Regions from separate parts of the Homo sapiens genome. Here region 2 is linked to region 1. A link is an interaction called in ENCODE POLR2A ChIA-PET data of the cell type or tissue named here. Cell type or tissue: MCF 10A. All regions are shown on one strand. Links, peaks and the distances in the headings refer to the core of each region. The heading gives the core; the rest is flanking DNA.

The links. ChIA-PET counts read pairs that join two places held together with the same protein. Peaks named below come from ENCODE experiments on the same cell type or tissue, not always from the same donor. Only the 100,000 strongest peaks of a DNase experiment are listed, where the experiment ranks them.
Region 2: POLR2A ChIA-PET joins it to region 1 with 5 read pairs; 2 of 35 experiments call an interaction of 5 or more read pairs at or near these places.

Annotation. Positions count from the first base shown.
Region 1 is chr5:19,320,586-19,324,996 of GRCh38, reverse strand. No RefSeq gene overlaps it. Among named protein-coding and RNA genes, the nearest start is that of LINC02100, 580 kb to the right of the region's middle. In MCF 10A, for the core only: no CTCF peak of the experiment used is centred there; a DNase peak (open chromatin) is centred at 2,056.
Region 2 is chr5:19,414,764-19,419,174 of GRCh38, reverse strand. No RefSeq gene overlaps it. Among named protein-coding and RNA genes, the nearest start is that of CDH18, 570 kb to the left of the region's middle. In MCF 10A, for the core only: no CTCF peak of the experiment used is centred there; no DNase peak of the experiment used is centred there.

The DNA of each region.
Region 1 (4,411 bases), core at 178-4,177:
TCAGCCTCCCAAATAGCTGGGATTATAGGCATGCGCTGCCGCGCCAGGTGAATTTTTTTGTATTTTTAGTAGAGACGGGGTTTCACCATGTTGGTCAGGCTGGTCTCCAACTCCTGACCTCAAATGATCCACAGGCGCCTGCCTCCCAAAGTGCTGGGATTACAGGCAAGAGCCACCTCATCCAGCCAATAACAACATATTTGAAAACACTTTCATATCCATTATCTTTAATTATCTTAAATTATCTTTAATTATTTCATTTAGCAGATTGTCCCTGAATATTTAATATATAATCTGCACCAAGTATAACGATAAATTTGGCAGAGATCTAGCTTTTATGAAACTCTGAAACCAGTGGCAAAAATATTTAAAATAACTGTTTAATATAATACAATGTTATAATCCAATATAATTTGTGGCTCAATCTATACCACACAAAAATGATCAGAAAATGATTTTTGGAGAAGAAAACAGTTTAGTCCTCAGAGATGACTACATATTAGTAGCTTAGGGATTGACATATTGATATTACAAAGATAAATAATATTGATCCAATAGTTTACTTGAAATTTGGCAAGAGAGCAGATTTTAAGTGTTCTCACCGCACACACACAAAAAACGGTCACTATGGGTAGTGATGGATGTGTTAACTTGACTGAGGTAATCAGTATACCACATACACTTTTTAAATCATCACGTTGTCCACCTTGAATACATACAATTTATTTGATTTTTAATTGAAAAATAAAATTGCATATATTGATGGTGTACAACATGGTGCTTTGTTCTATTTGTACATTGTAGAATGAGTAAATCCAGCTAATTAGCATATATATTGCCGAACATATTTATTTATTTTTGGTAAGACAACTTAAAATCTACTCTCTTAGCAATTTTCAAGTACACAATATATTGTTATTAACTGTAGTCACTGTGATGCCTAAAATAATTATTTTAAAAAGTCTTGGAAATGAGAAAGATTACTCAAACAAAGCAGTTTGGGACAACTGAAGTTAAAGTAAGGGGAAAAGATAATACTAGAAAAGAAAGAAGGAAATAGAGCATCGAGAGTGTTGCATGTTCTGACAAAGTGCTTGGACCTGACTCTTCGGACAACTGGGAACTGCAAAGCTTTTCGCTTCATCCAAATAAAAAATTTTACTGGATCTTGCCCCTCAGATAATTTTTCAGTCCTATCTCATATCCTTTCATGGGAAAAGACAGGCAATGATTTCAGTCTCATAAGGCCTTCCATTTCTGAAATCTATTTTCTTCCTTTTTTTTTCTCAAAAACTAGCCAATTCTTGTATGTGCTCACCTTGTAATACCCAATAATACTAGACACTATTATTTCCATTTTTTTAAAAATCACCGCTATCTAGGGGCTTTAGTTTTACCAGTTTTTTTTTTTGTATTTTAAAGTTTCTAACATGAATCTCCAGTTTTTCAAACTCCAATTTCATTTTTCTGTCTCTTATCTCCAATCTCCCATACGCTATATTATATGTTTTAGGGTTTGGTATATGAATGAACCCAATTATATGTTGATAAATATTCAACAAATAGCTATCTAAAAAATCAAAAAGCATTTGATTGTTTCTTTGGTATAAATATTCCCACCATGGGTGATTTGGTGCTGCCAGTTTTCTGTCTATGAATGAAGAGCTGGGGTTTCCAGAACCGGCAACACAAAGCCCAATCAAAGACACTACTTTCTGTATGAGTTAAGGTAATGATAACAAAAGTTTCGATTCCTCATCCTGATTATATTGGTAGATTGAAAATGGTCCTACTTTTTTCATGCCCTTTAAAATATAACTTGACTATAACTTTGTTCTTTCTCCCATGAAAAGGGAGTTTATTTCTCAGTTTCTTGAATTTGAACTGTCCCTGTGATTTGCTTAGCCCTCTGGAAGTTACTCTGTGTTGTAGAAGTTACTCTGTGTCAGTTCTGGTTCTGAGCCTAGGTCTCAAGAGTCTTTGCATGCTTCCATCCTCTATTTTACTCCTCTGCCTTCACCTTGAGAGCAAGCCCAGACAGGCCAGATGAGAGATGTTAGAGACAGGAGAAGAGCTGAGTCATCAGCTAAGAATAAGCAGGAACAGCCAGTTTCCAGCAAGGTCACCACCCAGAAGCCATAGCAAGCCCTGCTGGGTCCAGCCACACTCGACTCACGTGAACACAACCACACAACCATTCCACAAATGATTGAAAATTACTAATAGTGATTGTTCTAAACCAATAAATTCAAAAGTGGTATTTTATGCAGGAATTGTTCCAGTATAAATTGCCACCAATTCCAACTATGATATTCATAAATCACACTACATTGATCCCAATCTGAAGTTTAAACCTTTTCTCACTTGCTTTGTCTGCACACTCATGCACACACACACACACAAACACACACACATAACTGTTATGTAGCAAACAAAATAACTTGCACTATGTCTCTATTCAGTGGTTGAAAAAGAATACATTTTAGGGAATTTTTGAGGAAAGTCAGAAAACAATGATCAGACTAACATCTTATGAGGTACCTGCATTCTTATAACTTTCCATAATTTAATTAGCTTGATTTAATTATTTCTTCAAAGAGTTTTTTTTAAGATTTCTGATGTGTCACTTTTTTGGTTATTAAAAGTTTATAGAAGCTTTGTTTTTAGGATTCATTTTGGAATAAAGTGTTTTATTATTAATACTTTCACTGACAAGTGCATGAAAAGTTTAATTTCTTTTGATAAATTGTAACTCTGAATTGGATTTTCAGAGTTGTCACAGTAGTAACATAAATTGAGATGTTTAATATTGTTTCTTGGCCAGGCCTGGTGGCTCACGCCTGTAATCCCAGCACTTTGGGAGGCCGAGGTGGGCGGATGACGAGGTCAGGAGATCGAAACCATCCTGGCTAACACGGTGAAACCCCATCTTTACCAAAAAATAGAAAAAATTAGCCGGGCGTGGTGGCAGGCGCCTGTAGTCCCAGCTACTCGGCAGGCTGAGACAGGATAATGGCTTGAACCCAGGAGGGGGAGATTGCATTGAGCCGAGATCGCACCACTGTACTCCAGCCTGGGCGACAGAGTGAGACTCTGTCTCAAAAATAAATAAATAAATAAATAAAATAAAATAATAATAATATTGTTTCTTTTAATTTTCTGCTTGTATAGATTCTATAAAATTATATAGCCACAAGTGATACAGTGATATTCACTAACATCAGCTGTGATTAAGGTTATTGTTCATGTCAACCTAAAAGGAAGAAGCTGAAGCAAAATTAATATAAAGAGTTTATTTGGGCCAAGGTTGAGGACTGCAGCCTGGTTGCCTTGGAGAATGTTCCAAAGAAAAAGGAAGAAGATAGAGTTTTTAAGTAAAAAAAAAAAAAAAAGAATCAGGAGGGGCGATTACAAAAGCAAAAGTTGTTTTTCAGGAATATCCGCTGGTTTACAAAAATAACATTGGCTAGTGATTGACTATACATTGCTGAACTCTATGGTGTACGGCATTTTATGGCTTCTTGATACTAGTTTGTCTAGAGAGCCTGGATAGCAAGTGCCTTCAAGAGGTAATTATTTAGCTCAAAGGGGAGTGAGACATGACTGCTGTTACATTTTAAATGCCTTTCTGGGCCTGACAATTTAAAGCAGCTCACATTCCTCAGATAAAAAATTGTGGTCTTTTTTCTTTCTCATTAATTTAAACGATATTTATTGAGCACTTACCATATTTAAGACATTACATTCACCTGATGCTAGAGATGAAGTGGTAAGCAGATTTGTTTCCTGTTTTTGCAAAGATTAATGATGACTAAGAACTAAACACACACAATAATCAAATATTCATTCTAAAAAATAGTTTTAAAAATTGGAATATAAAAGCTATAGGGAAAATTTGTGCTCCAATTCGAAACTATGTATTGTTTAAAGCACATTCTTAGTTGTCTGATTCTGTTTCTGTGAGGGCTCTGGGCTTTCATTGCCTTTGAGCTATTTTACGATTCCGTAAATTGGAGATGACTGATAGCAAAGACTATAATTCTGGTCTATAGATATGCAAATAAATTCTGTGCAGTGGAGAAATTATTCTTTTCTCCCCATGCCTCTGCTCCAGCTCCCGACCCTGATGAAAAAGCCAAGTTTGCAGCCAGCCATTTGCAAATTGATTTTAGTAAAGTCGAGCTACAAAAGTCTCTGCTTTTTTGACATGTGCTCATCTCATGTCTGCATAAGGTTTGTGAATTTAACTTTTTTGAAAGTGCCTTTTAACAAAGCAGATTTCAAAGTAGCTGGACTTACGCGGTTGTTGGTGGTGTCGGGGCAGTTAAGGCAGGATTCCCTGAGAATATGTTATTTTATCCAAAATATAAAGGTTTAGTAGGTGCTAATTAATGTCAGAGTGAAACAGCAC
Region 2 (4,411 bases), core at 152-4,151, 94 kb before region 1:
TCTTACTCAAACGGATGAACTGAATGTGAAAAAATTCTAATCAAAATTATAAATAGTTCATATTAATAATATTGAATTCCAAACCAGTTTCTCCACCAAAAAATATTGAATCTAACTAAATTTTTCAATAGACATGTTTTGAATTCCATACATTCAGACTACAGAGTACATTTGCTCCAGAATTACTTCTATTCTATTGATCCAGTAAGAAAATAATCAAGTCAGACATGGATTATAGGAGCCTAATTTAAAACCAAGAGATACAGCATGGTGTTGTCATTCCAAAATAACAAATCAGTTGGGATTTTTAGTTAGAAGGTGACAGGAATATTTCCAAGTGAATCAAATGGTAAATTTCTGACATATCCATTACCTGAACTCTTTCACTTAATACATCAATTTTTTGTGTATTAGAAATGATTGTGACTGATCCATGGAGATTTACTTTTATTAGATGTTTTAGTTGTGGGCTTTTTTATTTTTCTTCATGTAACAGGGCTTCTCTACTAGCAGATCCACTGGCTAAATATCCAGTAGTAGTCAGTCATTTTTGTAATTTGACGTGCCCCAGTGGATGTCCAGAAACTCACGTGGAAACAGTAATAAAATAAAGTTCAAGTTTCAAGACTTTGCCATGTTACAGCTAAGTTTCTGATCAAATGTATCTACTCTTCATCTTAGTCCTTATCTCTTCCTCACTGCCACAATGCCCTAATAAGCAGATCTTTGTAACAATAAGCTCATCTTTTGTTTTGGCTCTGTCCATTTATATGAGTCTTTTCTAATGCCATGATCCCCAACTTGTCTCTCTTTTGAGTTTGGTGCCCTTGGTTTTACTGATGCTGTTAACTGATCAATACATTAGTTTAACTGCTCTTGGTTTAAACATAAAACCTTTTTTTTCTTTTTTTGAGATAGAGTCTCACTCTGCCACCCAGACTGGAGGGCTGGAGTGCAATGGTGTGATCTCGGCTCACTGCAACCTCTGCCTCCCAGGTTCAAGCAATCCCCCTGCCTCAACCTCCCGAGTAGCTGAGACTACAGGCATATGCCACCATGCCTGGCTAATTTTTGTATGTTTAGTAGAGATGGGATTTAACCATGTTGGCCAGGCTGATCTTGAACTACTGACCTCAAATGGTCTGCCCCGCTGGGCTTCCCAAAGTACTGGGATTACAGGCATGAGCCACTGCACCAGGCGCAAAAAGTTGTTTTTAATTTCTCCTTCATTTCTAATAAGTAGTATTTTGTCTTAACAAATCTCAACAGTACAGGCAAAACTCACCATGTATGCTTTGATTCTGTTACTTTTCAGTGCTTCACAAAGCAGAAAAATATGTCAAACCATATATTAGAGAATAGGTTTTTTTCTCAGTTTAAAGCCACAGAGCCAGTTTAAAAGGCAGTGTTTTCTCTTAATATGCTTGTGGCAATGTTTTGCTTTTATTTGGAATTTAGGCACCATGAAAAGAAGTCAAGGTATTAGAATCATCTTATTAAAATGACTGCGTAGCATTCTTTGCCAAGCATTTATTTAGGATTTTAAAATGTATAAAGAGATCACTCATGGATTTTACTATGTGTATGCAACTGGAATTTAGTTAAGTTCTTGAGTGTCTAATTTGAGAGAAAATTCTCCCATTAACCTTTAAAATAGGTTTTTTTCTGATACTATAAATATATAATCCACTATGACAGAACATATTTTAAGGCAACATCTCCTTAAGGATATAGCTTACTTTCTTTTCCTATTCCAGGCATTGAAATCTTAAAAAAAGATAAATTAGTGTCTGCTTGGCATAGAATTTAGCATCTGGCTTCCAAAAAATATTTAATAATTGCTCAGTAAGTGTTTGTAGAATAGAAGAATGGAGGTGATTTTCAATGACAAGAAATAACTACTGCAATAATATCAGTAATTGTTGACGTGTATACACAGACAAAACAGTAATTATATCACACACAAAAAACAGATTAACTATATATCATTTATATATAAAGTTGGTTTAATTTTAATGTCCAAGCCCTCAGTAGAGGGACTTAGCAAAATTAATTGCCCAAGTGATATATATTGATTATGTACCTGTGTTTTTTTCTCCTAGTCATTTTGCACATGAATCAGGTTTTGTTGCAGCCTCTGTGGTTTATTTTTTTTAAGCACATATAATTAAAAAAATTTTTTTATTATACTTTAAGTTCTGGGATACATGTGCAGAAGATACAGGTTTGTTACATAGGTGTACACATGCCATGGTGGTTTGCTTCACCCATCAACCCGTCATCTACATTAGGTATTTCTCCTAATGCTATCCCTCCCCTAGCCTCTCACCCACCAACAGGCCCTGGTGTGTGATGTTCCCCTCTCTGCGTCCATGTGTTCTCATTGTTCAACTCCCACTTATGAGTGAGAACATGCGTTGTTTGGTTTTCTCTACTTGTGTTCGCTTGCTGAGAATGATGGTTTCCAGCTTTATCCATGTCCCTGCAAAGGACACAAACTAATCCTATTTTATGGCTGCATAGTATTCCATGGTGTATATGTGCCACATTTTCTTTATCTAGTCTATTATTAATGGGCATTTGGGTTGGTTCCAAGTCTTTGCTATTGTGAACAGTGCTGCAATAAACATACGTGTGCATGTGTCTTTATAGTAGAATGATTTATAATTCTTTGGGTATATACCCAGTAATGGGATTGCTGGGTCAAATGATATTTCTGGTTCTAGATCCTTGAGGAATCACCACACTGTCTTCTACAATGGCTGTGTTTTCGTCCAGTAGCAATCTCCATCAGCATGGCCACTTCTGTTTGATATTAGGGTTTCGATCTCAGTCCCTGAACATTTTAATCCCTATTTGTTTAAGTAACACATTTTATTAAGGCTTTCTCTAGTACATAACATACTGACATTTAAGACAGTTATGTTGTGTAAAATTCATGGCTCCTTTCTTCTGTGGGACAAAAAGCTACTACTTTTGTTGTGGCTGACCTTCACTTCCTTCACTCTCTGTTTTTGTTCAGTATTCTCTCTGAGCTCTCTAGTCTTGTAGAATACTTAATTCCTTCTTTTGCAAGAAAAGATACATTTCCTGGATGAGTGTGATCCGACTAAAAACAAGACAAGACAAGACAAAACAAACAGAAAACAAAACAAAAACACAGAGATAAACTTACCTTCTGCTTAGGTATCAGGCTTCACTTCCCCCAAGTCCCAATGTATGACTCCCACCCCCAAGTTCACAAATTTATTGTTTAGCCACGTCAAGCAGTCATTTGATAAGCCACAGTACCACTTGAACTTTGCATGTGTGTATACGTATAATGAGTTATATAAATAGTGAAATATCAATACAGGTGGAGTTTTATATAGAACTACTAATAAATAGGAATAACAGCATGCCTATATGAAGGTTGTTTATTTATTCCTGAGTGTATATTTTACTGCAGTATACTGCGTTGCACTGTAACTAGTAAGATTTAAAGTTTGAATAACAAGTGTATTGACATTTGAAGCCTTTTGATACAGTGTTCCCCAGTCTCCTCTCCTCAGCATCTGTATCATCCATAAAAGACTTTTACTGAAAAAAAGGATGGTGGGAATAGGGACTGCATCCAAGCACCTCTGACATACTCCCTGATTGAAACCTCTCTGGTAAGAATGGCTTCACTTCAGTTTTGAACTTGTTGAGCCTTTCTTGAAGAAAGAACTAACCTCGTTTTTCATCACCACGCTTTTCCTCAAGCAATTCTTCAAGCCACAGGCAGAGTCCAACAGACCTCTCATATTTTGAAACAATTTGTTTCAAGCAGACTTTTCCATTTCATCTGATATTACATATCCCTGCTTTCCTTTAGTTACAGGATTTCCCCAAACTTCCAACTATTCAGTAAGCTACTGAGCTCACTGGGCAACGTGAGAGTTCCCATCAAATGTTGGCTTTGTTCTGCAAAAAGGATGGAAAGTGAATCATTGTTTGAAACTATATTATGTGACCTTGTGGAAGTCAAAGTTTATCTTTATATTAAATGCTGCTTTTTCTAAGAAGAGTGCTGCTTTGAGTAGCTGATCTTCCACTCACCAGGGTGACTTAGTAGTCGTTGTTAAGTAGTTCTGAACTTCAATTTTCTCATCTGGAAAATGGAATGACTGGTCAACTGCAGTTGGTGTAAGTACATACGTAATATATCTGAGACTATTCTTTTGATGAGCCATGAAGAGTAAAGAACACACCTAAAGTCGTAACTGAACATTCCTTCTGTGTTCTTGGCTTATGTAACCAATACTAGGCATAGGGGAAAAGGAGAAATACACAGGAGGCAATGATTCTGCCTGTCTGTTCCCTTCTCCTTGTCTTTTTATGGGTTTTTTTTTTTTCTGTGTAAGATCTTGTTATTTTATTCATATTTCCT